3 separate regions of the Mus musculus genome follow, and regions 2 and 3 are each linked to region 1. A link is a loop called in an ENCODE intact Hi-C map of the cell type or tissue named here. Cell type or tissue: heart. All regions are shown on one strand.

The links. Peaks named below come from ENCODE experiments on the same cell type or tissue, not always from the same donor. Only the 100,000 strongest peaks of a DNase experiment are listed, where the experiment ranks them.
Region 2: a loop joins it to region 1, with 8 times the contacts of the local background. A loop is called at or near these places in 17 of 42 quality-filtered maps.
Region 3: a loop joins it to region 1, with 2.8 times the contacts of the local background. A loop is called at or near these places in 4 of 42 quality-filtered maps.

Annotation. Positions count from the first base shown.
Region 1 is chr11:58,100,283-58,108,282 of GRCm38, forward strand. Cnot8 (CCR4-NOT transcription complex, subunit 8) reads left to right here and starts at 3,688. Exons shown (of 7, transcript NM_026949.5): 1 at 3,688-3,926. In heart, a CTCF peak has its summit at 6,947; DNase peaks (open chromatin) are centred at 2,439 and 3,759; H3K4me3 peaks cover 2,386 bases; H3K27ac peaks cover 1,995 bases.
Region 2 is chr11:58,003,953-58,011,952 of GRCm38, forward strand. Larp1 (La ribonucleoprotein domain family, member 1) reads left to right here and starts at 5,112. Exons shown (of 19, transcript NM_028451.1): 1 at 5,112-5,595. The coding sequence starts at 5,241. In heart, no CTCF peak of the experiment used is centred here; DNase peaks (open chromatin) are centred at 4,859, 5,989 and 6,379; H3K4me3 peaks cover 3,658 bases; H3K27ac peaks cover 3,108 bases.
Region 3 is chr11:57,798,265-57,806,264 of GRCm38, forward strand. Sap30l (SAP30-like) reads left to right here and starts at 3,373. Exons shown (of 4, transcript NM_001081168.1): 1 at 3,373-4,025; 2 at 7,780-7,902. The coding sequence starts at 3,828. It overlaps 2010001A14Rik (RIKEN cDNA 2010001A14 gene), which reads right to left and starts at 3,203. Exons shown (of 4, transcript NR_131042.1): 1 at 2,970-3,203. In heart, a CTCF peak has its summit at 3,862; DNase peaks (open chromatin) are centred at 3,257, 3,797 and 4,317; H3K4me3 peaks cover 3,268 bases; H3K27ac peaks cover 2,728 bases.

The DNA of each region.
Region 1 (8,000 bases):
GTCTCTGAATAGTATAAGATTTGAAATGTTACTTTAGTAGATTATGAAGGAAAAAGAATATCTAATACAGATAAAAACAGATTTAATATAGGTTATAGGTTACCAAGAGTGAACTAGGGGCCGGTGCTGAGACAAAGCGCTTGCTGGTAAGGCCCTGGGTTCAGCCTCCACCATCACTACACAAAAAACTGAAATCCTTACACAGCAGTTTCCCCCTGCCCCCCTTTCAGCTGCAATTAAAAGGCTCAAATATTTAGAAAGAAATACGACGTGTAACCCAAAGCTAAAAGGGGTTTCGTTGAAGTAGCCATTTCAGGAATGTGGGAGGTAAAAATTTCTGCCATCTTTTGGGGCACTGATATGAACTTCAGGTTTAAACAGAGGACTGGGTCTGGGTGAGAGGCCTGTATAATGAGGCAGGCTGGGTGAAGCCTAGCCTGGTCGGTCGTTGTCTAGAGGCGAGGTCTATATGATGAAGCAGGGAGTCATGATCTGGTTGGTCTCTGCCTAGGGCAGTAGTCACTCCTTAAATTATAAACACCTCCATGTGAAGTTCTATAGAAATCTGATCCAAATCTAAGACAAAGAAACCAGATGTAAAGTGAAAGCAGGGTACCAGTTTTGTTTTGTTTTGGTTGTTGCTTTTTTGTTTTTTTTTTTTTTTTGTGAGACAGTGTTTCTCTGCATAGCAGAGCTGGGAATCCTGAAACTCACTGGGATGAAAGGCATGCACCCACACCTATCGCTTTTAATTTTTTCAGTAGTATTTGTGTGTGGACATCATGAGTAGTCCTGGGGGTTTGACACAGGTATCCAGGCCTGGTAGGCCTTTCTCCACCAAACCATCTCACTGATCTTTAACCTGGTCTTTATATTTACTTTAAAAAAGTAACTATCAAGCCTGGTGGTAGCTCACGCCTTTAATCCAAGCAATTGGGAGGCAGAGGCAGGCAGATCTCTTGAGTTGGAGGCCAGCCTGGTCTACAGAGTGAGTTCCAGGACAGCCAAGGCTATACAGAGAAACCCTGTCTCAAAAAAAAAAAAAAAAAAAAAAAAACTATCTATTTTGAAACATTATCTCCTGTAGTGTCCTGGCTAGCCTGGGGCTTTTGGCAATGCTCTGGCTTTGGCTTCTTAAGATCTGGGATAATAGGCATGAACTACCTTTTTGTTTGTTTGTTTGTTTGAGGCAGGGTTTCTTTGTGTCGCCCAGCTGTCCTGGACCTTGCTCTGTTGACCTGGCTAGCCTCAAACTCATTGAGATCCACCTTGCCTCTGCCTCCCGAGTGCTGGGATCAAAGACTTGTGCCTGTCTGTCAAACTATCACTTCTCTGACCAACTTTTAATCACCCTGTGGTCAAAACCATCTTCTAAATACTGGCTCCAATGAAGGGCAGAGTAATATAAAGTGGCCTACCTGGAGTGACAAGCTCGGGGCGGTGGGGTGTGTGTGTGGGAAGCAATCAGTTATTCCATAGGTTTACAGCATTTTAGGGGTTGTAAATTTAGGCACTTATTACTTATTACTAATAATTACTTATTACTAATCTGGATATATTTATATGTTTATGTCCCAAATACTTCAATTCAAATGTATTTTAGATATTATTTTCTTACATATAATGTGCTTTTCCTTAAGATTTATTTGTTTGTTGCTTGCCACCAATAAGTTTATTGGTGTGTCTTTAGACACACCAGAAGGCGGCATCAGATCCCATTACAGATGGTTGTGAGCCACCATGTGGTTGCTGGGAATCGAACTCAGGACCTTTGGAAGAGCAGCCAGTGCTCTTTAACTGCTCTCCAGTTCCTATTGAACTTTTTTTTTTCAAGGCATACCTTTGTTTAGAACTGGGGGGGTGGGGACAATAGTAATAGGTTATTTTTCTGCCGCTGGGAAGGAGGAGTAGGAGGGGGAGAAGGAAAAGGAAAAGAAGGAGGAGGAGGAGGAGAGAGACAAAAATGTCTGGACTATATAGGGAGGAGCCTGTGGGGAAGGGCAGCCCAGCCCCTTGGCTGGAAAGTTCAGGGTTGGAGGCAGGGTATGCCAGGTAGGGACTGAGGGATGCTGGGAGAACCTGGTGGCCAGGTCTGCTTTGGCGTGTAAAATACGCACCTCAGTCCCTTGTCCCAGCATCCAAAACCAAATATTTAGGAATCCAGGCTGCCCATGGAGAGGCACCATTCAGCTCTTAAAAAGATCCATGTTATAACCATGCTTCTCTGTATTTTCAAAACTATGCTTTTCCAGTTGAAGAAATGTGTTCAAACTTTAGTTTCTCTTGTTTGCAGTTTGAAAGCCATTGTTTAAAGTGTAGACACTCCCCTCCAGTCCCTCCAGAAATACAATTAGTGTCTGTGAGAAGCTCTAGGTGAAGGGTGTGTGTGGGGGGGAAGCCAGGTGTTTCCTGTTCAACTCTTTCAGAGCACACCAGGCCTATTGGTGGCAAGAACCCCCCCTCCCCCCAAATTCCATGCTTCTCACATGACTAGCACATGCTAGGTCCACCCTCTCCTGAAGGACTCAACGGCTGCTCCTCACATGACTAGCACATGCTAGGTCCACCCTCTCCTGAATCGAATCACAGAACAGAGCAAGGACATGCACTGAACAGACTGAGGGAAGGCAGTGTCTACCTAGCCTAGACAACCCGAACACCTCAAAAGAGGCCAGCCCTGCAGCTAGTCCCATCAACATTGTTGCAGGGAATCCACCGCAGCTACAGTTACTGACTGCCCAGGCCTGGTTCTTTGTGGTGACGGTTGTGGCTTGGTCTAGGGTTTCATCCTCATCACAGTCTTGTGTCTCTATTTACAGATCCTGGAGAGAAACAACAAAGGCTGGGCTTCAGAAACTGTCCCTGACATCGTTACCCCAGAAGCTGGCTGTGCGATTTCACAGTTTGAAAGGCTAGCTCTCATTTAGTCAGTAAGTCCTATTTTGGGGATTTCTTCTGGAATAAAAGTTTAAAATGAAAAGGGCAAAGTGACTGGGAGACGGGATGTCAGAAGGGGGACACCTGCTGTATGCTTACCTACGGCCCCTAGGAGAGGAAGCACCAGGGGAGGGGAGGCGCTCTTCGGAGGTCTTAGTCTTCTTGCCCCGTGGGAAAGCACGAGGTGGCGATACATCCCAGCATGGCCTCGCTACCAGCGAACCCCCTACTCTCCCTGACTGGCCCCTCTCTCTCTGCACTGACCCACAGTGATACCAGGGACACAGCGGACAGCACAGGCCCCGGAGCAGCGCTGCTTAGGCCGTCCAGGTTCTGGGAGGCAGTGCTCAGCTGACCTCATTCATGACTCGGTTTGGTGGCGCTCTCCCACCCCTACCTAATGGTCATCCAGAAGGGGTTCTGTGAATAGATGGTCAGTGAATGAGGGGTTCAGGTTGCAGTAATCGAGGGTCAGGACACCCCATGTGCCCTGCATCATCACCTACAACCAACAGTCGTAATATGCTCTGATGTTAGGAAGTGGGGCCAGTTCTAGATCCCGTCCTTTCCCGAGGCGCGACTCATGATACTCCAGAACCTAGGCGGGGACCAAGTTTACACTGCTAGACGCCGTTTGAGGCCTCAGGGCAAACCTCGTTTTACGCACGCGCCCTCCGCCAAACCCAACTTTCTCGCTCTGCGCCTGCGCAGGGAGGCGGGGCGTAGGTATCTGAGCGCGCACGGGGGGACGGAGCCGAGACCGGCGGGACCGCGCACGCCTGGAGTGACGCGGAGAGTAGGCGAGTCGGGAGGGCGGACGGGTAGAGTGGTGCAACCTCTTGGTTTGGTGCCCATCGTCGGCCGCTCTGGGCGCCAGGACTCACGTCTCCCTGTCGAGCTGGGTTTCTGGAGCGGATCCGGGGCAAGAGGGAGGAGAGCTCGGGGTCAAGGGCCGCTGCCGCCCGCACTCGGCGGGGCCGCCAGCCAGGGTAAGCAGGTTAGGTTGCTTACGGTAGGAGCAGGAGGCGGAAGTGCCTCCGTGGCGACCCATCCTACACACGGGAACACTGAGGCACAGAGGCTACGGGGCTCTCGGTCCCCGGAGTCCAGCCTGGAGGCCTAAGGAATGGTGGGGGAGGCAAGAGGCCGCTCTGCTTGGCTCTTGGGGTGCTGCAGCTTTGCGTGGCAGGGCCGCCGTCGCGGAGCCAGCAAGCTGGATGGGGTGCCGTCTAAGTCCAGGGCTGTGGCCTGGAACGCTCCAGAGGGGACCTGTTGCCATTTCTTCTAACGGGCCGCTGCTTCCTCCTGCGCCCGTCTTGCACTGCTAAAGCCTTTTGTTTAGTCTTCTGGAACAGGGAAGTGAAGCTGATTGTCTCCCAGACGCTCTGGCGCAAACAAAAGCCGACGACGAGCAGGAGACACTCAGTGGAACTGAGTTCTGCACGGCTAGCAGGGAGAGCGTGGTTTCGTGCGTTCGCACTCCTCGCTCTTCAGAGCCCACCTGGGTGCACAGACACCCTGCTCCCAAGTTTGGATAATCAGGAGCGGTCACAACAGATTGCTTGGCAGCCTAGGGTGTGTGTGTGTGTGTGTCAGTGTTTTTGTGTCTGTGTGTGTGAGAACACAGGGCAGTGTGTGTGTGTGTGTGTGTGTGTGTGTGAGAACCCCTTTCTTTCCCTTTGTAGTTTCAAATGTAGCTTGGTTTGGGGATCGAGTTTTAAAGCCAGCCTGTGAGGCAAACATTGCATGGGATCAAAATTTTCCTTTAAGGGAGAGATCGCACAGCTGTTGATACACTCAACCCTCTCCCCCTCACACTCATAAAAATAAATCTTTAAGGGAGAACGCAGCCTCAACCTCCGAACCTTCCTGAAGAATTTTGAAGGATAATTTTTTTAGGGTTTAATGTTTATTAATGTATGAATTTATAATTAATATCACGAGTGTGTTGGTGGAAAAAATAGGCCGAAAAGGCGTCAACATTCTCAGGGGCTGGAGTTACAGGCATTTGTGAGCCAATTCACATGGGTGCTGGAAACCAAACTCTGGTCTTCTGGAAGAGCAGCAAGTGCTCTCAACTGCTAAGCCATCACTCCAGCCCCATTCTTCTTTAAGCTATTATTATTGTTATTGTTATTATTTATTGTGTGTACACAAGTGCCAAGTTGTCCATGTGGAAGTCATATTTGGGGTTTATGTTCTTTTCTTCTATCAAGTGAGTCTGGGGCTCAAAACTTAAGTTGTTCTCAGCTTGGCAGCAAGTACTGGTTGCATACCTCCAAGCTGCCTCCCTGGTCAGTTTAGTTTGCTTTCTTTCCTTCTAAAAACAGGGTCTCAGCTGGCGATGGTGCTGCACGCCTCTAATCCCAGCACTTGGAGGTTGAAGCAGTTAGATCTCTGAGTCCAAGGCCAGTTTGGTGTGCACAGCCTGGGCTACATAGAAAAACCTGTCTCAAGGGCGCACACCTTTAATCCCAGCACTCAGGAGGCAGAGGCAGGCGGGTTTCTGAGTTCGAGGCCAGCCTGGTCTACAGAGTGAGTTCCAGGACAGCCAGGGCTACACAGAGAAACCCTGTCTCAGAAAAAAAAAAAGAAAAAAAGGAAAAAAAAAAAAAAAGACAGTTGTGAGCTGCCATGTGTGTACTGGGATTTGAACCCAGGTCGCCTGGAAGAACAGTCTTAATCACTGAGCCATCTCTCCAACCCTGTCTCAAAGGACAAAATGGAACAATGAAATAAAAGCAGGGTCTTCTCTGATTGTAGCCCAGACTGGCCTCAAGTTCCTGGGGATTCTCCTTTCTCAGCCTCCCGAGTGTGGGACTGCTATCTTACTTCTCAGTATATATAAGTCAGGATGTCAGTTTTTTCTTTGAGTTGTGAAATTCATTATTGTTCTTCTGGTTGAAACCTCAGTAATGAGGTTACCCCAGGGGCTGTTGTTACACAAATAACTGTACTTGAAAACAGAATTCTGAGGTATGGGAACGAGAGGGTGATGAAGAGAAGGTATCTTGGAGCCTGAGCTTCTTGGGTGGAAAGTGGAGGGAGGGCGTTAGTCTGTGTTGAATTGCTGTGTTCTCTCTTCCCTGTGGCCAGCATGCCCAGGAAGTTCCTTTGCTCAGTTAAATGTGCATTATATGGTCTCTCTCATATGCCTGGGAAGGATTCCTTGTGGATCTGCCTGATGATAGAGTCCAAAGCCGAGGCTGATCTGGAACAATCTTTCTTCTTCTTCTTCTTTTTTTTTTGTTTTTTGTTTGTTTTTGAGACAGGGTTTCTCTGAATGGCCCTGGCTGTCCTGGAACTCACTCTGTAGACCAGGCTGGCCTTGAACTCAGAAATCTGCCCGCCTCTGCCTCCTGAGTGCTGGGATTAAAGGCGTGTGCCACCACCTCCCGGCTCGCTTGATGGCTCGCTCTTTCTTCCTTTCTTTTTTTCTTTCTTCCTTCCTTTCTTTCTTCCTTCTTTCTTTCTTTCTTTCTTTCTTTCTTTCTTTCTTTCTTTCTTTCTTTCTTTCTTTCTTTCCTTCCTTCCTTCCTTCCTTCCTTTCCTTTTTCTTTCCTTTCTTTCCTTTCTTTCCTTTCTTTCCTTTCTTTCCTTTCTTTCCTTTCTTTCCTTTCTTTCCTTCCTTCCTTCCTTCCTTCCTTCCTTTCCTTCCTTCCTTCCTTCCTTCCTTCCTTCCTTCCTTCCTTCCTTCCTTCCTTCCTTCCTTCCTTCCTTCCTTCCTTCCTTCCTTCCTTCCTTCCTTCCTTCCTTTCTTTCTTTCTTTCTTTCTTTCTTTCTTTCTTTCTTTCTTTCTTTCTTTCTTTCTTTCAAGTACACGGGAGCTTTCTTCAGATACTCCAGAAAAGAGAGTCAGATCTTGTTACGGATGGTTGTGAGCCACCATGTGGTTGCTGGGATTTAAACTCAGGACCTCTGGAAGGGCCGTCAGTGCTCTTAAACTGCTGAGCCATTTCCCCAGTCCAATCTGGGACTTTTTAAGTCTTAGCACAGGATGGCCACTGGAGGCATAAGCCATCACTCTCTTAGTATCTCTTCATTGGAGAAGAACTGCCTTTTCCATTCTGGAATCTGCCAATCATATACCCACAGATTGGCTAGGGAAAAGTTTGCTGTAAGAATGGCTCCTGTGTCTTTGCCAGTGTCTGCTCCTATGTGGCTCCACTTTACCTGATAATGTAACAGTAGCTTTGAAAGTGGTTGGCTTCCTGAAACAAACTCTCTCTTAAAAAGCTTTAGGCAGTTTGTTTCTTTATGCCTGTGTCCCTTTTTGTTTTAATGGAAACATCTTTTGGAAGTCCAGGAATGGCGTCCACTTACCTGCTATGTAGTTTATGACTTGCTTAGGGAAGCAAGATTATGTCTCTGTTTCAGTAACTGGACATGGGAGGTGACCTCAAGAGCTAGGTGAAGCAGCTGGTGTTGATGGGTGCAGTGCTTGGGGGCAGAGAAGGGCAGTTTTACAAGTTCCGAGGACAGCCTGGAGAACTCTTGACAAACATTTTCTCAGTTGTCAGGAAGCTGAATTTACTGCGCATTCATTGTGAACCAGCTTCTTCCCTGTTCTCTATTAGTTCACTTGCAAGCCTTTATTCATGAAAGAAAAACAGGGGAAGAAATGGGTTGTGTGGTAGCTCCACAGGTGTGTGTATGTTGAGAGCCACCACACAGCTTTCAGTTTCAGGGGAGCATCTGAAGAGTAGCCTGCCTTGAGTGAATGAATGGTCTCTTAAGGAGAAGTAGACAGCATTGAGAGTGATCCTCATTGTCTTCTGGAGTCTCTACTGTATGTCAGTTCCAAAGCTGGGAAACAAGGATTTATTTCCCATGCGCTGGTCTTAGGAAACCCCTCATGTTCATTTACTGTTGCTGCAAGTGTTTGCCCCTGTGCACTGGAGCTCACTGCTACATACTGACTGTGTTCAGGAGCCATACAGTGGGGGGTTTGCCTTATGAGGAAGCTCTTACGTCATTATGCATCCCTCCTCCCAGGGTCTCTCTAGATTGCTACACTGGCCTCTAGCTTGTGTTTAGTTGTGTCTGTGTGTCTGTGTGTGTTT
Region 2 (8,000 bases), 96 kb before region 1:
CCCCCATGTTGGCATAGGCAGGACTGTACCCAAGAGCTACCAGAGGAAGTGAATGGCCCCGCACAATTTCTTCCAGGAACCCAAGGTCCTTTGGAAAATTAAACTCTCAGTGGGATAAAACCGTGTGTTCAAGGCCAGGTGTGGAAGTGCTACATGCCTGTAATCCTAGGACGTGGGAGACAGAGGCAGGAGGATTATAAATTTATGGTTGGGGTTGAAGAGATGGGTCAGCACTTGCAGCTCTTTCAGAGGACGTAGGTTCAGTTCCTGGCATGTATACATACAGTGGTTCAGGGTCATTTGTAACTCTAACTCCAGGGGATCTGACATACTCTTCTGGTCCCCATGGGTACTAGAATGTACACAGCACACACATACACATAGGAAAGACAACTACATACATCAGCCATCTTAAAAAAAAATCTATCAAATAGCACACACCTTTAATCCCAGTACTTGGGAGGCAGAAGCCCATGGATTTCTGAGTTTGAGGTCAACCTGGTCTACAGAGTGAGTTTCAGGACAGCCAGAGCTACACAGAGAAACCCAGTCTCAAAAACAAAAAATAAAAACAAAATAAATAAATAAATACAAGCAATGCTCTCACAGGAGCAAGAGTGCTGTGAGCTAAGGCATGGTAGCTCTTCCTGCTCTCATACCTAGGCCTAAAATAAGATAGAGTAATGATCCTGGGCTAAGGGGCTGCCTAAAGGCTTCCACCGTTCTAGAGTAGGAGCTTGGGTTATCAGACAGTCTCCTAGTTCCCTAGTCTTCATTCTCAACTCTGTGTCAGTGCAGGAAGTTCTCAGCACCAGGAGTGAAGATACATATTTAACTACAGAAGGTACAGTGTGTACACCCACTGGGTGCTTTTACCTTTTTTTTTTTTTTTCTTCTTCTTGTTTTTTTTTTTTTTTTTTTTTTAGGTTTTTCGAGTTTTTTTCTTCTTCTTGTCATGGGCAATCTAGATTATGGATAGAAATATGTAGACAAGGTTTACCTTGAATTTCTGATCTCCCTGGCTTCACAACCTGAATGCTAAAGCTATTGGCGAGTACTAACATGCCTGGCTCTAGGAAAAAAAAAAAAAACAAACATATTAATTTTTGATCCTGTCTAGTATTTAGAAAAAAAAAATGCCTGTGTTCAGAATGTTGTAGTATGTCAGAAAGCAGAAGTCTGGGCTGGGGATATGGGCTCAGTAGTCAAGCACTGAGCCTGGAAAGTGCAAGGCCTTGAGTTTGATCCTTAACACTGCAAATAAAATAAATATCACTGGAACCATTAGCCTGAATTACTCACTGGTATCCTGGTACAGAAGGTGCTTAGCATGCAAGAAGAGACCTACATTCAGTCTTTGGCACTGGGGGAGGGGAGGTCTGAATTAAGATTCCAGCTCCAGCTCCTGTCTTACAACCCAGCTCCTTTCCCCAGCCTTCCTTGTTGGGAGTGCTACAGAGGAAGCCTGGTTACAGTACTAGCCTTCTGTATTCTAATTTTTATTCTGAGACAATGTCTTGCTATTTAGTTCCAGCTGACCTGGTACTTACTCTGTAGCCCAGGCTAGCCTCAGAGTCTCTCCAATTCTCCTGCCTCAGCATTACAGGCATGTGCTACCACACCTGTCTTGCCCTTCGTCATTTTTTTTTTTTTTTTTTTCGAGACAGGGTTTCTCTGTGTAGCCCTGGCTTTCCTGGAACTCACTTTGTAGACCAGGCTGCTGGCCTCGAACTCAGAAATCCGCCTGCCTCTGCCTCCCGAGTGCTGGGATTAAAGGCGTGCGCCACCACACCCGGCTTCGTTATCATTTTTAAAAAAGATTTATATATATATATATATATATATATATATATACACAGCATTCTGCCTGCATGTATACCTGCATGCCAAAGAGAGCACCAGGTCTCATTACAGATCGTTTTGAGCCACTATGTGGTTGCTGGGAATTGAACTCAGGACCTCTGAAAGAACAGACAGTACTCTGAACCTCTGAGCCATCTCTCCAGCCCTGTTATCATTTTTTTTTAAGGTTCTATTTTATTTTGTGTCTGAGTACTTTGCCTTCTAGTATGGTTGTGCACCATATGTGTGCCTGGTGCCCAAGGAGGATGCCAGATTCATTGGGACTGTGGTTATAGAAGGTTGTGAGCCATCTTGTGGGTGCTGGGAACCAAACTTAGGTCCTTTGAAAGAGCAGCCAGCGGTCTTAACCAGTGAACCCTCTCTCTAGCCCGATGATAATGATGAAGATTATAATGATGATGATGATGCTTATTTCAAGACAGGGTTTCTCCTTGTAGCCCTGACTGTCCTGGAACTCGCTCTATAGATCAGGTTGGCCTGATCTTAGAGAGTCCCTTGTCTCTGCCTCCAGAATGCTGGGATGAAGGGTGGCCACCACCACCGGCTTTCCAGACCTCCATTATTTGAATCTAGGAAAAGCTATTGGATTTGGTTCTGCCATGGATTGGCTTTGTGACCTTGGATGAGGAACTTTTATTTCTCTGAACTTCAGTGTCCTCATCTTCAAAAGAAGGAGATGAAATCATTATTCAGTTTACCTTCCCAGGGTTGAGTATTTCTAGTTGAGGACAGTCCTAAAAGGTTCTAAGTTCTGAGTTCCCCCTCCTGATATCCAATGCCTCTCTCTGGCCCCGGGACAGGACTCAGAGTAGCCATCTCTGAGCCCCAGTTCCCACACAGCAGGGCCTGACCACTTTTGTTGGCACCGGCACTGTGAGCTGGGTAGATGAGCCAGCTAGTTCGACATTACACAAAGCCCTGCTATGCCCGAAAGTTGTGTGAGGGTATATCTCCTCTCTATATCCAATTAGTAAGTGGCACATGACTTTAATCCCAGTACTTGGGAGGCAGAGGCAGTCGGATCTCTGTGAGTCTGAGTCTACAGAGTGAGTTCTAGAACAGGCAAGGCTACACAAAGAAACCCTGTCTCAAGGAAAGAGAGAGAGAGAGATATAAAAGAAAAAAACAAAGTATTTACCAATAACTAAAAGTGAACCCTGGTGGCAACGTGCATTGCTGTGCTCTTTGATTAAAGGGTAGACATGCCACAGTTTTAAGCTGGGGGAGGGGATCTGCCTTTAACCCCAGCACTCTTGAGGCAGAAGCAGGCAGATCTCTGTGAGTTCCAGGCCAGAGTGAGGAGTTTCAGGACAGCAAAGGCTCCCCAGAGAAACCCTGTTTCAGAAAACAACAACAATAACAAAAATACTGCTTAAATTCTCTATCTCCTTCAAACCGTATATTCCTCCGTGCTTCTCCGAGCAAGCGCTGGCTTTAGTGTGTTGTGCCTTATAATGGGGGCACTTTGGCTCTCATTGACTACTTAGGCATTAATTTTCCTCTAAGAGAGGGGCTATCAGGGAAGGCTAGAGAGCTGTCCCAGGCTTGCAGGCAAAGACTGGAGATGGAATTGAACACCAGATTGCTATGAACACTTTCCCCAGTATTCCCGGTGTCCACAATACCAGTGTCTGGTCTCTAAGAGTCTTTTCAGGAAGCCATGCCCCCCACCCAGGAGACCACCTGTTTTCTAATCCTTCTTTTGGAGAGTTCGCCAACCTTCCAGGCTGTTCGGTTCTCAGATTTCTAGATCCAGTCAGTTCCTGACACGTCTCTTATTTCCAGTATTTTGGGATCTGAGTTCAAGGAAACCTTCTCTCAGCAATTAAAGAAGCCAATCTCAGTTAAATTCATGATGTTGTAACCCTCTAATCCCAGCACTAGGGAGGCAGAGACAGGTGGGTCTCTGTGTGTCCGAAGTAAGCCTGGTTGCCTGGTCTACAGAAAGAGAGAGTTCTAGGATAATCAGAGCCCAGAACTAGACAGAAACCAAACCAAACCAAACCAACCAACCAACCAACCAATCAACCAACCAACCAACCAAAAACTCTGCTTGAAAAACAAAAAAATACCCAAACAAACCAAACGGAAAAAACAACCCAAAACAAACAAAAAGCCAATCTTGTCTACTTCATTACAGCACAGTGACTACTGCGCTGTAATGAAGTATTTGTTTCTCCTGTTTACTGTGCCTTCCCCCACCTTACAGTGTAAATTCCGGGAGGACAGGTGCTTGTTAGCCTGGTTTATTGGCAGACCTTTCTAAGAACTTTGCAGGCCCCCAGAGCATAAAGTCAGTAAACATTTATTGAACCAAATGACAGAGAAATTTGAAACCACCTGGCATAAATGGTTCCTTCATTTTACAATAGAGAAATCGAGACCCAGGAAGTGGACCTGACTACTGCTGATAACCCCTAACTAACTGCAATGGGGTCAGGGTTAAGATACAAATCTCAGAGCTTTCTGAGTCCCTCAATTAAGTGTCAGTTCAACTCTACCCTAAACAATTCTATAGAAAAAACACAAGCGACTTGAAAGAAAAGCCATTTCCTGCCTATAAAACACTGGGTTTCGAGGGCCTGCATAGCGTGGGTACTACTGGGAATTCTGTTCTCTTTCCGAGGCGCTCGCTGCCCCTGTGGGGAAAGAACTCCCTTGGACCCATTACCAGTGCTCTGGCCAGGCTGCAGCTGGGCCAAGGTCATCGGAGTGGGGCCAGAAGCCACGCACAGGGGGCGGCCAAAGAACCCCTCTGCATCACTAGCCAAGTCTGGGCTGACATAGTAAAAGACCCCAACGCGGAGCCCCGAGAAACACTTGTCACCAGCGTTAGCAGGCCGGGCCGGCCGCGTGGCCAGGTCCCATGTGCTCCACCTGCGACCGTTCTGGGGCGCTGGCCCTTTAAGGCTCCTCCCCCACCCCCGCCCTCCGAAGTTGCATCAGGCACGTGCTCGCCCCCGTCCACTTGCCGCGCCACAGGAATGGTCTCCAGGGGGCGGGGCCGGGGCGGGACCTTCCGCCCTGCGCGCGCGCGCCCGTCGCCGCGCCGTCCCCGCCCCTCGCGCGCCGCGTCGCGAGGCGCGCGCCCGCCCGCCGCCCGCCGCGGATCGCGTGGTCTGGCTCGGCTCTCCGCGCCGCTCCCCCCCTGGCCGTCCGCACCACTGCAGCCCCCCGAGCCGCCCCGGGCCGGGGGCGGGGGGACGCAGGCGGCGGACCGAGGTCCGCCAGGCCGGCTAGGCGCGCCGGAGCCTTCTGCCCGGCGCGCCACTCAGCGTCAGCCCGTCCGCGCCGCTCCGCGTCCGCGCGGCCCGGGCTCCGGCGCCCCGCCAGCGGCCTCGAGCGGGGCCCGCGGCGCGCCCGGCCCCTCCGCGCAGATGGCCACTCAAGTGGAGCCGCTGCTGCCGGCGGGCGCCCCGCTGCTGCAGGCCGAGGAGCACGGCCTGGCGAGGAAGAAGCCGGCGCCCGACGCCCAGGCCGAGTCGGGCCCGGGTGACGGCGGCGGAGAGCCCGACGGCGGCGTCCGCAGGCCGCGGCCCGCCTGCGCCAGGCCTGGCCGCGACGGCGCGGAGCGCGAGAGCCCGCGGCCACCCGCAGCTGCGGAAGCCCCAGCGGGGAGCGACGGCGAGGACGGCGGCCGGCGTGACTTCGTGGAGGCACCGCCGCCCAAGGTGAACCCGTGGACGAAGCACGCGCCGCCGCCGGCCGCGGTGAACGGACAGCCGCCTCCAGGTGGGTCTGCGCGGCGCGGCACTGGCCCGCGCAGTGACGCGGGCGTTTCCCTCGGAGCGGGGCTACCGGGGCCGCAGCGGTTGGTGGCAACGGCATGCCTCGGGCCTAGCTTGGCGGACTGGGCCGGGCGGGGCCGCTCGTGTGCCCTGTGCTCCCTATGCGTCTCGGCGCCTCGAGAGTGCGTGTTCAGAGAACATGTGTCATGGCTCCGAGCTGGGCCTGGCTTTGAACTTTGCAACTTTGCGCTTCGGGGAGCCGGGTGAAGCGTGGGGAGCGCGGGCCCCTGCGTGCCCGGGAGCCGGTTGCGGCCCGCGGCGACGCGAGGGGCGTGTGTGGCGGCGAGGGAGTGGCCGCGCCGGTGCGGGGCGGGCGGGTGACAGTTGGGCGCCATGCGCCGTGCCAGGACTGTTCGCAGCGCTCGCCGGCCGGAGCTGCGCGCGGGGCTCCCCTCCCCCGCTGAGTCCGGGTGGGAGGTGGCTCGGGAATCCTAGCCGGGCGCGATCGGCGTGGGCATCTAGTGGCGCACCACTCGGGCACAGCCTCCGCTTGGGTACTCCTGGGTGTTTGATAGTGAGCATGGCCCTTGAGTTTGATCGTCGGAGTCCTGGTACTTTTAACTTTAAAAAATGAAAAAAAAAAAAAAAACCAAAACCAAAAACTTGCTATGGAGCTTAGGTGTGGTTGCCTAACCTAAGCTGGGCACCGAGGAAGTCGGAGCTAGCCGCTTTCAGGTTCCAGAGTGCTGGAAAGTGTAGGCCTAGCCCTGGGGGAAACCAGCACGTTGGTTGCCCTTTCGATTTCTCTTAGGGTTGCTTCATAAGGAAGAGGGCACATGGGGTTGGGGGTGTTGTAGTACCAGAGTTTCCCTCTTCTTCTCCTTCCCTTCCCGAATCCTCTTATGCAAGGGGCAGTACTGAAACCTCCATTTTCTTTCATATCCTCGTTTTCCACCCACAGAGTGGAGGAATCAACTTTAAGACGCTCTTTGGTCCTGCCCCTCTTTAAATTCAGAGGTATAATCATCCTCTCGAGCCGCGCTCCTCAGAAGTTTAAATGAGGCTGTTCGCTCAGTTCGCCGCACTTAGCTACTGGTGAACCTGCCTTGTGGGTTTTAAATCAGCTGTGACAATCAGGCAGGATTGGGTGCCTGAGCTGGCATTTTGTGTAAAGCCATGGGCCCTTGATAGCTTGCGTCATTGGAGCTATTGATCGTGGGAAGAAGACAGTTTGGCTGGCATCTCAACTTTTCCTCAGGATAAAGCCAAACTCAATTTAAGTGACCAAAGCACACATTTTAGGTATACTATATCTGTTCTGTTCCAGTGGGGTTTTTTGGTTGTTTTTTGTTTTGGTTTGTTTGTTTTGTTTCTTTTGTAATCTTACCAGTTGGTTTTGATAGAATCTTTGGAGTAGTTTTTTGACAGACTTACCAGAACTAATCCAATAGCTTCTGAATTTAAGCTTGTTAAGACCTTGGTGCTTTTTAAAGTGAATTCTGTGATTGGGTTGTCTGTCTGGCAAGGCTAGGTGGTGGTGGCCTTATTGCCTCAGCCAAAGGGATCGGTAGGTCCCTTTTCAGCTCTGATTTTATCTTCAGCCAGGACATCTTTAAATGAATGTGCCACCAGTGGAGTGGTTGTGTGGTCTTGGGATTTTTATGTTCTGTGATGCATGTGTTTTTGGGAGTGTACAGAAATGAGTGTCTCATAAGCAAGCTAAGCTTTCCAAAGCTTGCTGCAAATGCCTATTTTTAGCCTTCTTTTGGCTCAGATGCTGGTGTTTAAGTATTTGAGGGACACTAGCAGTAACTAGTAATAAAGTATGTTTTACCCTCTCTTCCTTCCATGTGGCATTTCCTATCTTGTTTAACCTCTAAGTCCTAGGTTTGTATTGGGGAGAGGGGAAAGTGAGGGCATAGTCTTAGTGTAGCCTGGAACTTAGCTTGGAACGGAATCAAGGCTGGTCCTAAACTCCTGATTCTCCTACCTCTGCCTTCCCTATACCTGGTTTTAACCCCTCCCCACCTCCACCTCTGTGTGTTTGTTGTTCCTTAGTTCCAGTTTCATTCTTTCTTTTCTTTATACATACATTATGTACCTACTGCAGTTTCCCCTTCATTTTCCCCCCAACTCCAACCCACCCCCGTTTTAGATTTATGGGTTTTTTTGTTTTTGTTTTTTTCTGTTTTTTTGAGACAGGGTTTCTCTGTAACCCTGGCTGTCCTGTAGACCACGCTGGCTTCGAACTCAGAAGTCCGCCTGCCTCTGCCTCCCAAGTACGGGGATTAAAGGCGTGCACCACCACTGCCCTGCTAGGTTTATGGTTTTAAGTTTTGGGATTTGTCCTTTTGGACACCCTCCTGAACAGTATTTTTTCCATTCTTTCCCCTTATTCCAGCCACACCC
Region 3 (8,000 bases), 300 kb before region 1:
GAAAAAAAAAAAAACACTTTAATCCCAGCACTTGGGGGGCAGAAGTAGGTTGATCTCTGTGAATTCAAGGCCAGCCTGGTCTACAGAGTGAGTTCCAGGACAGCCAGGGCTACACGGAGAAACCCTGTCTTGAAAAGCAAAACAAAACAAAAAACATGCAAAGAAAAGCAGAGTTTACATCCATACCACCCATACCATGGGACCTCTGAACCAGCGCACACTGCCTTGTGTATACTCCCAACTTCATTCTCCACTCTCAACTTTTTACCTACATGGTATCCGTATCAGGCCAGCGGCATGCTTGCTTCTGTAGCTGCCTGTGCCAGTTAGTTCTTGTTTTGTTCTGAAGATTTATTTATTTTATGGATATGAGTATCCTACACCTACATGCCAGAAGAGGCTGTCAGATCACACATTATAGATGGTTATGGGCCAGCATGTGGTGGCTGGGGATTGAACTCAGGACCTCTGGAAGAGCAGATAGTGCTCTTAACCACTGAGCCATCTCTCCAGAACTTGCTCTGGAATATGCACTCTGAAGCAAGATTCCTAGTAAATTGTGTTTTTTTCCATTAATATTTTATTATTTTTGTTACTGTAAAAGCAAAAAAAAAAAAAAAAAAAAGCTTATTAGGTATATTGCAAAAGTAGAACAAAGTATAAAAATGTCAACCACATTTCTGCTACCCCAAATTATCACTCTTTGTAATATGGAGTATTATTTCTCATGTGGTTTTGATTTTCAAAAAAAAAAAATGATGACATTTCTTTTTTTCTGTGGGGAGGTAGTGTATTCCTAACACAGGGAGGCTGAGGTCAGAAGATAATCTGCATTGCTAATTCTCTCCTTCTGCCATGCGGGTGCTGGGGATAGAACTGAGGTCAGCAGGCTTATTGGAAAGGGCTTTAACCCACTGAATCATCTCAGTCCTCCCTTCCTCCCCCAAAGCTTGGTTAATGTTGCTGTTTGGGTTTGGTTTGGTTTGGTTTGGTTTGGTTTGGTTTGGTTTGGTTTGGTTTGGTTTGGTTTGGAGATGGGGCTCTAGCATACTCCCAGGGAGGCCAAATTTCCTGGAGCTCGAATTTCTGGCAGTGGAGAGCCTATGTAGGGGTTTAATGGAAATGAACTGGGATCTTCTGGAAGAGCAGTTATCTCCCCAGCTCTCACCCTGCATGTATTATTTATTTTAAAATAAATACACACACATCACATTCCACAAGTCCATATGCAATTCTATATCCTCGTTTTGTTTTGTTTGAAACAAGGTCTCACATAGCCCAGGCTAGCCTCAAGTTCAATAAGAACTCCAGATCCCGCTACACACTTCCCAAGCAGTGGCATAGCAGGTGTGGACCACCGTGGAGCGCTCATTACTCAGCATTGACAAGGCGTTGTCAAGCGCTCGGAGATCTTTGCTACAGAGTTGCTGGTGAGTTTTAACACTTTCTGAAGATGTTTAATTTTGCTTCACCTCTTCTCGTTTGTAACTTTTAGAGTATTTTTTATAAGCAATTTCGTAATGGACACATTTTGTTTTGTTTTGTTATTTTGAGACAAGGTCTCACAAAACCAAGACTGACTTGCGAGCTATGTAGTCAAGAATGATCTTGAGGGGCTGGAGAGATGGTTCAGCGGTTAGGAGCACTGACTGTTATTCCAGAGTTCAATTCCTAGCAACCACATGGTGGCTCACAACCATCTGTAGTGGGATCTGATGCCCTTTTCTGGTGAGTACAAAGACAGCTACAGTGTATTCATATCCATAAAATAAATAAATAATTCTTTTAAGAAAAGAGAGAGAATGCCCTTGAACTTCAGATCTTCCTGCTGAAAGGTGGGACTACAGGCCAGTGCCGCCACATCCTGTTTAAGTAGTAATGTGGAACAAATCCAGAGCCTCGAGTGTGCTGATCCACTCTGCCACCAAATTACAGCCTCAGCCCCCACAGTGGCCTTAAATTTTTATCTGGTAGGTGTATTTTCTAACATACTGTCTCCTGTGTGAAATTAATAAAAGTAAACTGTACAAACGCACTTTTAGACCTCTGGAGAGAATTTAAGAGCTTTCCGGACACCCATCCCATAACCATACCTCTCCCCCACAACACTACTGACTGTAGGACCCGACCCTCAGAAAATTCCCTGTGTCCTTGCATCAAGGACGAGGTGACACCCTGGTCTTGGCAGGGTGCGGTGGCCTCCTCCCGGGTTGGTCTGAGTTAGCTTGAAGCAATAAAACTACAAATCAGTCTCTAACAAGTCTGAAGGTGAGTCCTCCGTTGGTGGCCTAAGGGCTTTTCACCTTTGCCTCAGCCCACAAAGTCCACCCTGAAGATCAACCCAGGCCAGGGTTGCTCTGACGCTGGGCTCTCCTCCTTAAGTCCCTTCTTCCTTGGTGCCCGCTGTACTCAAAGATTTCTAGTTCACCTGTCCGACCTCTCCTGTCTCTCAGTGCCTCTTTACGCGCATATGCACTTCCTCGTTAGCTTCATGTCCCACACCATGCACCCTGTCTCCCGCTGCCGCGTAGATCCTCCAGCCCAGGCTTTTCCGTTTTGCCCAGTCTGTTCTCCTGGCAGCACTTTCTCCCTAAGGTCTCCTTCCCATACCCTTCCCTTGTCCCTCAGTTTTCCTCCGCACGTCGATGCTTCAGTCCACTGCGAACGTGATCTCTGCTGCAAGTCTGTCCCTGCTTCCCGCAGACCCCACTCAACATAGGAGACCTTGCGGCCTGTCAGATCCGGCTTAGCATTTCGTTCCATAACCGGCTTGCTCACAACCCCACTATGGAGCCGGACCTCTGCTCAGGATCCCGCGCTGGGATTGGGAACCTGCTCAACATCCCATCCCGGAATGGAGACCCTGCGACCCTCCATATCCCGCTCAGCACCACTCCCTGAGGTGGAGGCCCCGCGTCCCTCCTGACCTAACACAGCATCTCGCCCCAGAGCCAGAGGACCTCGCTCACCATTCCTGGCCCGGACCAGGACATCTTGCATTCTTCCAGACCCCGTTCAGCATCCCTCGCGGAGCGAGGTCCCTATTTACCATCCTAACGGCCTAGAACATCCTGCATCCCTCCAGACCCATCTCAGCATCCCACTCCACAACCAGGACTAAACCTGCGGCCCGCTGTCCTCTCTAGCCCGGGTAACTCTTCCCTCTTGCACTTTCTCTACTTTGAACCCATCCCAGCAGAGTCCAGGAAGTAGCCTGGCACCGGAGACCGGCAGCGATGGCGCCCAATGGGAACTGCCAGCGGCGACGTGGGCCCCGCCTACATAAAGAATACGACCATTGAGCGCACAGAGGCGGGACTTCCGCTGTGCCGCGGCGGGCGGGGGAGCGCACTGTTGTGGTGCGGCGCGTCGGGCGGGCGGCGGCCGGGGCGGCCCAGGGGCTGCCGCGGGGACTCGGGGCGCCGCCGAGCGGCCAGGCGCTGGGGCGGCCCGAGCACACCGCGGGGCCCGGACACGGCAGGTTCGAGGCCGGGCCCCCGCGCGGGGAGCCACGGGGTGGAGACTTTGCCGCGCGGCGCGGAGCAGGCGGGAGCCGGCGGGGGCCTCGGGAGCCCCAGGGCGGCCGGGCCCGGATCCCGGGGGAAGCCTCGTGAGCCCCGGCCGGAGCCTCGGCGTGTGCATCCCCGCCGGGGCCCGGGCTGCAGGAGCACAGAGCAGCCGGGCCTCGCGGAGCTCGGAGCGCGCCTGACCCAGGGCGCACCGTGGGACCCGGGCGCGGGGCTGGCGAAGAGCTGCCCCGCGGGGCTAGCAGCCGCGGAGTGGCCTACAGGGGTCCTCCCCCGGAGGGGCCGGGCCGGGGCGGGGAGATGAACGGCTTCAGCACAGAGGAGGACAGCCGCGAAGGGCCCCCTGCCGCCCCCGCCGCCGCCCCGGGCTACGGCCAGAGCTGCTGCCTCATCGCGGACGGCGAGCGCTGCGTCCGGCCCGCGGGCAACGCCTCCTTCAGCAAGAGGGTGCAGAAAAGCATCTCGCAGAAGAAACTCAAGCTGGACATAGACAAGAGCGTGAGTCTCGGGGCATAGCGCAGGGCCGCGGGAAGGGACCCCGGGGACGCTCCGCGCGGTGGGCCTCGCCGCGCAGTCTGTGCAAAACAGGGGACTCAGGTTCTTGGAGGCCGCTCGGTGCTCCGCGACGCTGCCCGCGTCCCCGAGGGTGGGCTGGGAAACCAGGGAGGGCTTGGCACACTCTCCCTGCCTGGGAAAGCGACAGCAGTTTCCAGCTGTCACTGTTGCGCCGAATAGCAGAGCAGAGAGAGGTGGGTTACTTTTGCAAGAATTGGGCAAAAGAGGTGACAAGGGAACCGGGAGGATCTTCTCCAACTTCGTCCTCCCTCCAGGGACCTTGTCGCTCTTTCAGACACTAGCAAGGTGGCCGCGACTTTCCTGTCTGCCGCGGCCTCCGGTCTCTGCAGCGCAACACAGAGCCCGCTTCGCTGGCAGCGAATGAGTTTTTCTGAGATGTGGCAGAAATAAGGCCAAGGCCGGGTCTTAAATGATTTGCTGTGGATGTGATTGAAGGGGGCGGGGAATCAGCTTTCTTGCGGGGATTAGCATCTTTGGTAATGCCGTTGGAGGTGGAGAGGTGCAAATTTAAAATGGAATGAGATTGCCCTATGCCTTGTGGCTAATTATAAGAAACTTCCTGAGTGATTTCACCTACTCTGGTCCTCAAGATGTGCCTACTGCCAACCGGTTAAGAACTTTTCAGTTTGACATCTGTTGCTGCAAGCCCTGAGTGGCAGCTTCCAGGTTAGGAATTGAGACTGAGTTAAGGAACTTCTCATATTCAGGAGTTTGAATGATTACTGTTCAACGGTTTGGGGAAATCAGACATTGCTTGGTAGCGGGAAAGGGAGCCGATCTTTACACTTCTGATGTGGCAGAAACTGAGGCTGGGGGCGGGGGGGTAGGAAGCAATGGCGCCAAGAGCACACTGCACTTAAAAGCTGGCTAATTTCCTAAGCCCACTTATTGCCTGGCTTGCTTCCAAACCTTACACCCAGTTTTCATTCGTCTATAATAAATAAGATCATCATCCTTTCTTCTAGACTCTTCTCTTGCACACTCAGTTTTATTTAGTCAACCAGTAGAATCCAGCTCATTTGAAATCGTGCTGGGTTTTGTTTTTTGTTTTTTTATGATTGGGACCTTCCTTTTTACAAATGTCTTGTCAGTAAATAAATGAGTGAGTGAATGAATGAATGAATGAGATTACTCTGAAGCAAAGCTGGCTAAACCCTCAGGTGTCCCCTGCTAATCACACATGGGAGTGAAAGTGATCCCGAGACTGGGGATGAGTTTATCCACATGGAAACGGTGCCTGCCTCCCGTGTGGGCTGCTGGCAGTGCTCACATCTGGATGGTTTTGTTGTTGCAGTAAAGACTCCATTTATCCACTCACCCCATGGGGAAGCCATGTGGAGCAGTGTTGAGCATGTCGATGTCACACACACTCACACACACATCATCATCATCTGGAAGAAAGGCCCCCTCTGCCCTGTACTAGCATCCCCAAAGGCAGTACTTGGGAAGGCTTGTGGTTAGATGTGCGGCCTTAGTCCATTTCAAGGTGGTAGTACAGAGTCATTATCTCTGAAACAGTTTCTATTTCATTCCACAGATGGGCAGGAATTCAGTCCCAAGTAAGTGCTGTGTTACTAGAATGTCTAGCTGTTGTAGCAAGTGAAACAGGAAAGAAAAAACAAACAAACAAACAAACAAAAAAACCCAGACAACCACAGTGAGCCTTTGCTTCCACCCTAAGGCCCCCACCTCACCCACAAAAGCCCCTGAGTCCTGAGATTGCTGAAAAGCAGATTAGACTTGAACATGGTTAAGGACAGAGAATAGCTGTCTGGTAAAAGGATCTGGCAAAAGCCCTTTTAAAATACTATAGCACCCCCCTTCAGGTGGCCACTGGCTGCCTCTGTACTGTATTAGTACATAGCCAACTTGCCGCTGATGGGTTTCTTCTTTGCTTCTGGAGAGTGCTCGAAGCTGGGGATCACATAAAGGAAACAGGCTCCAGTGTCGCTTGGGTTGCTGCCCCCTGCTCTGGTCTGGCCTCTTCCTACCTAAGCTTTAGAAACACCCCACTCTGCCACTCATTCTTCCCAGTTTACCACTATGCTGTGGGAAGCCACTTGCGCTCTCTCTCTCTCTCTCTCTCTCTCTCTCTCTCTCTCTCTCTCTCTCTCTTGGTTTCTCGAGACAGGGTCTCTCTGTAGCCCTGACTGTCCTGGAACTCACTCTGTAGACCAGGCTGGCCTCGAACTCAGAAATCCTCCTGCCTCTGCCTCCCAAGCGCTGGGATTAAAGGCGTGCGCCACCACTGCCCAGCACCACTTGCTCTCTCAAGAGCCACTTACTTACATTGTCAGCCCAAGTGCCAGCTGCCAGGAATGGAGCAGAGGTCACATGTCCTCTTGTTTCACCTGGGTGTTACTCTTTTTGGTTTTTTCGAGACAGGGTTTCTCTGTGTAGCCCTGGCTGTCCTGGAACTCACTCTGTAGACCAGGCTGGCCTCGAACTTAGAAATCCTCCTGCCTCCCCAGTACTGGGATTGAAGGCGTGTGCCACCTCTTACAAGTTCACAAATTTCAATGACTTTTGTCAGATTCCACTCTGGCAATGAACTTTTGGACATTGTCCATAGGCCACTGTCCTAAAGAGTAAAACCCAGCCAGGCAGTGATGGCCCACGCCTTTAATCCCAGCACTTGGGAGGCTGAGGCAGGCGGATTTCTGAGTTTCGAGGCCAGCCTGTTCTACAGAGTGAGTTCCAGGACAGCCAGGGCTACACAGAGAAACCCTGACTCAAAAAATAAACCAAAAAAAAAAAAAAAAAAAAAGAGGTGGCTTTTACCAGCAAAAGTCATTTGGCCGTTTGTAGATATGAGAGGGCCTACATTGGTGCATCAGCACTTATTTCTCGCCTGCTGTGTACAAGACAGCATCACAGTGTAAACTCGGAATGACTCATGACTCACCAATCCAACCACAAGAAACTGATAATCATCAAATTAAACAGTTTTCATTGTTCCCTCCACAAAGCAGCCTGAATTCATTGATGGTGACTTCCTGCCAGCTTACTTTTATCTTTAAGGATTTAAGGACCAAACTCCAGTTCAGATGTCTCCCTAGAACATTTGTGCACCATCTGTCCCTACCCAGGCCAATTACACAGGCCCTGGGTCCTGCAGGGTCTTTGAGTGGTTCCTCCAGGCAACTGTGCTACCTACATTCTTAAATGAAACCCTGTTCTTCACTGCTGAGCTGCTTTTGGCGCCTTTACTAATATACTCTGGTGTTTATTAGAAAATCAGAGTGATGTCCACTCTCTTTTATGTGGTCCCCCTTTGTGAGGGTTCTGTCTCTCTCTGCTCCTTTGTGGATCAGATGTGAAGCAGCAGGAGTCAAGTTTTCCGGTCTTACCCACAGTAGGAGTAGGCGCTGTGAGTACCATCCACTGTCCTGCGACCTGTCTCTGCCCATTGCAAGTTCATAATTCCTCCTGTACCTGTAAGGCTCGTTTGCAGGGGCTGGGGGGGGGGGGATATCCAAGTTGAACATGTACTTTCCACTGAGCTGTACTGCCAGCCCTCTATGTTTCTTCTTCTGCAGCCTATATAGAATGGTTGTAAGCTGTTGTCTGCCTTTCACTCTTCCATCTCTCTCTAGTACCTGGCCAAAAGAGAAGGCTCATGATCTCACAGGTTCCATGGGGTTGGTAACACTGACTTTAGGTTTCTTCCAATCAGGTAAGGCACCTGTATATCTGCGACTTCCACAAAAATTTCATCCAGAGCGTCCGAAATAAAAGGAAGAGGAAGGCAAGTGACGATGGCGGAGACTCCCCCGAGCACGATGCTGACATCCCTGAGGTAAAGGCCAGAGTGCTGGTAGAGAGAGCAGGGAGAATAGATAGTGAGTGGCCCAAGCCTCCCTCCCTCCTTCCCTCCCAGCCAGAGAATGAGAGGAG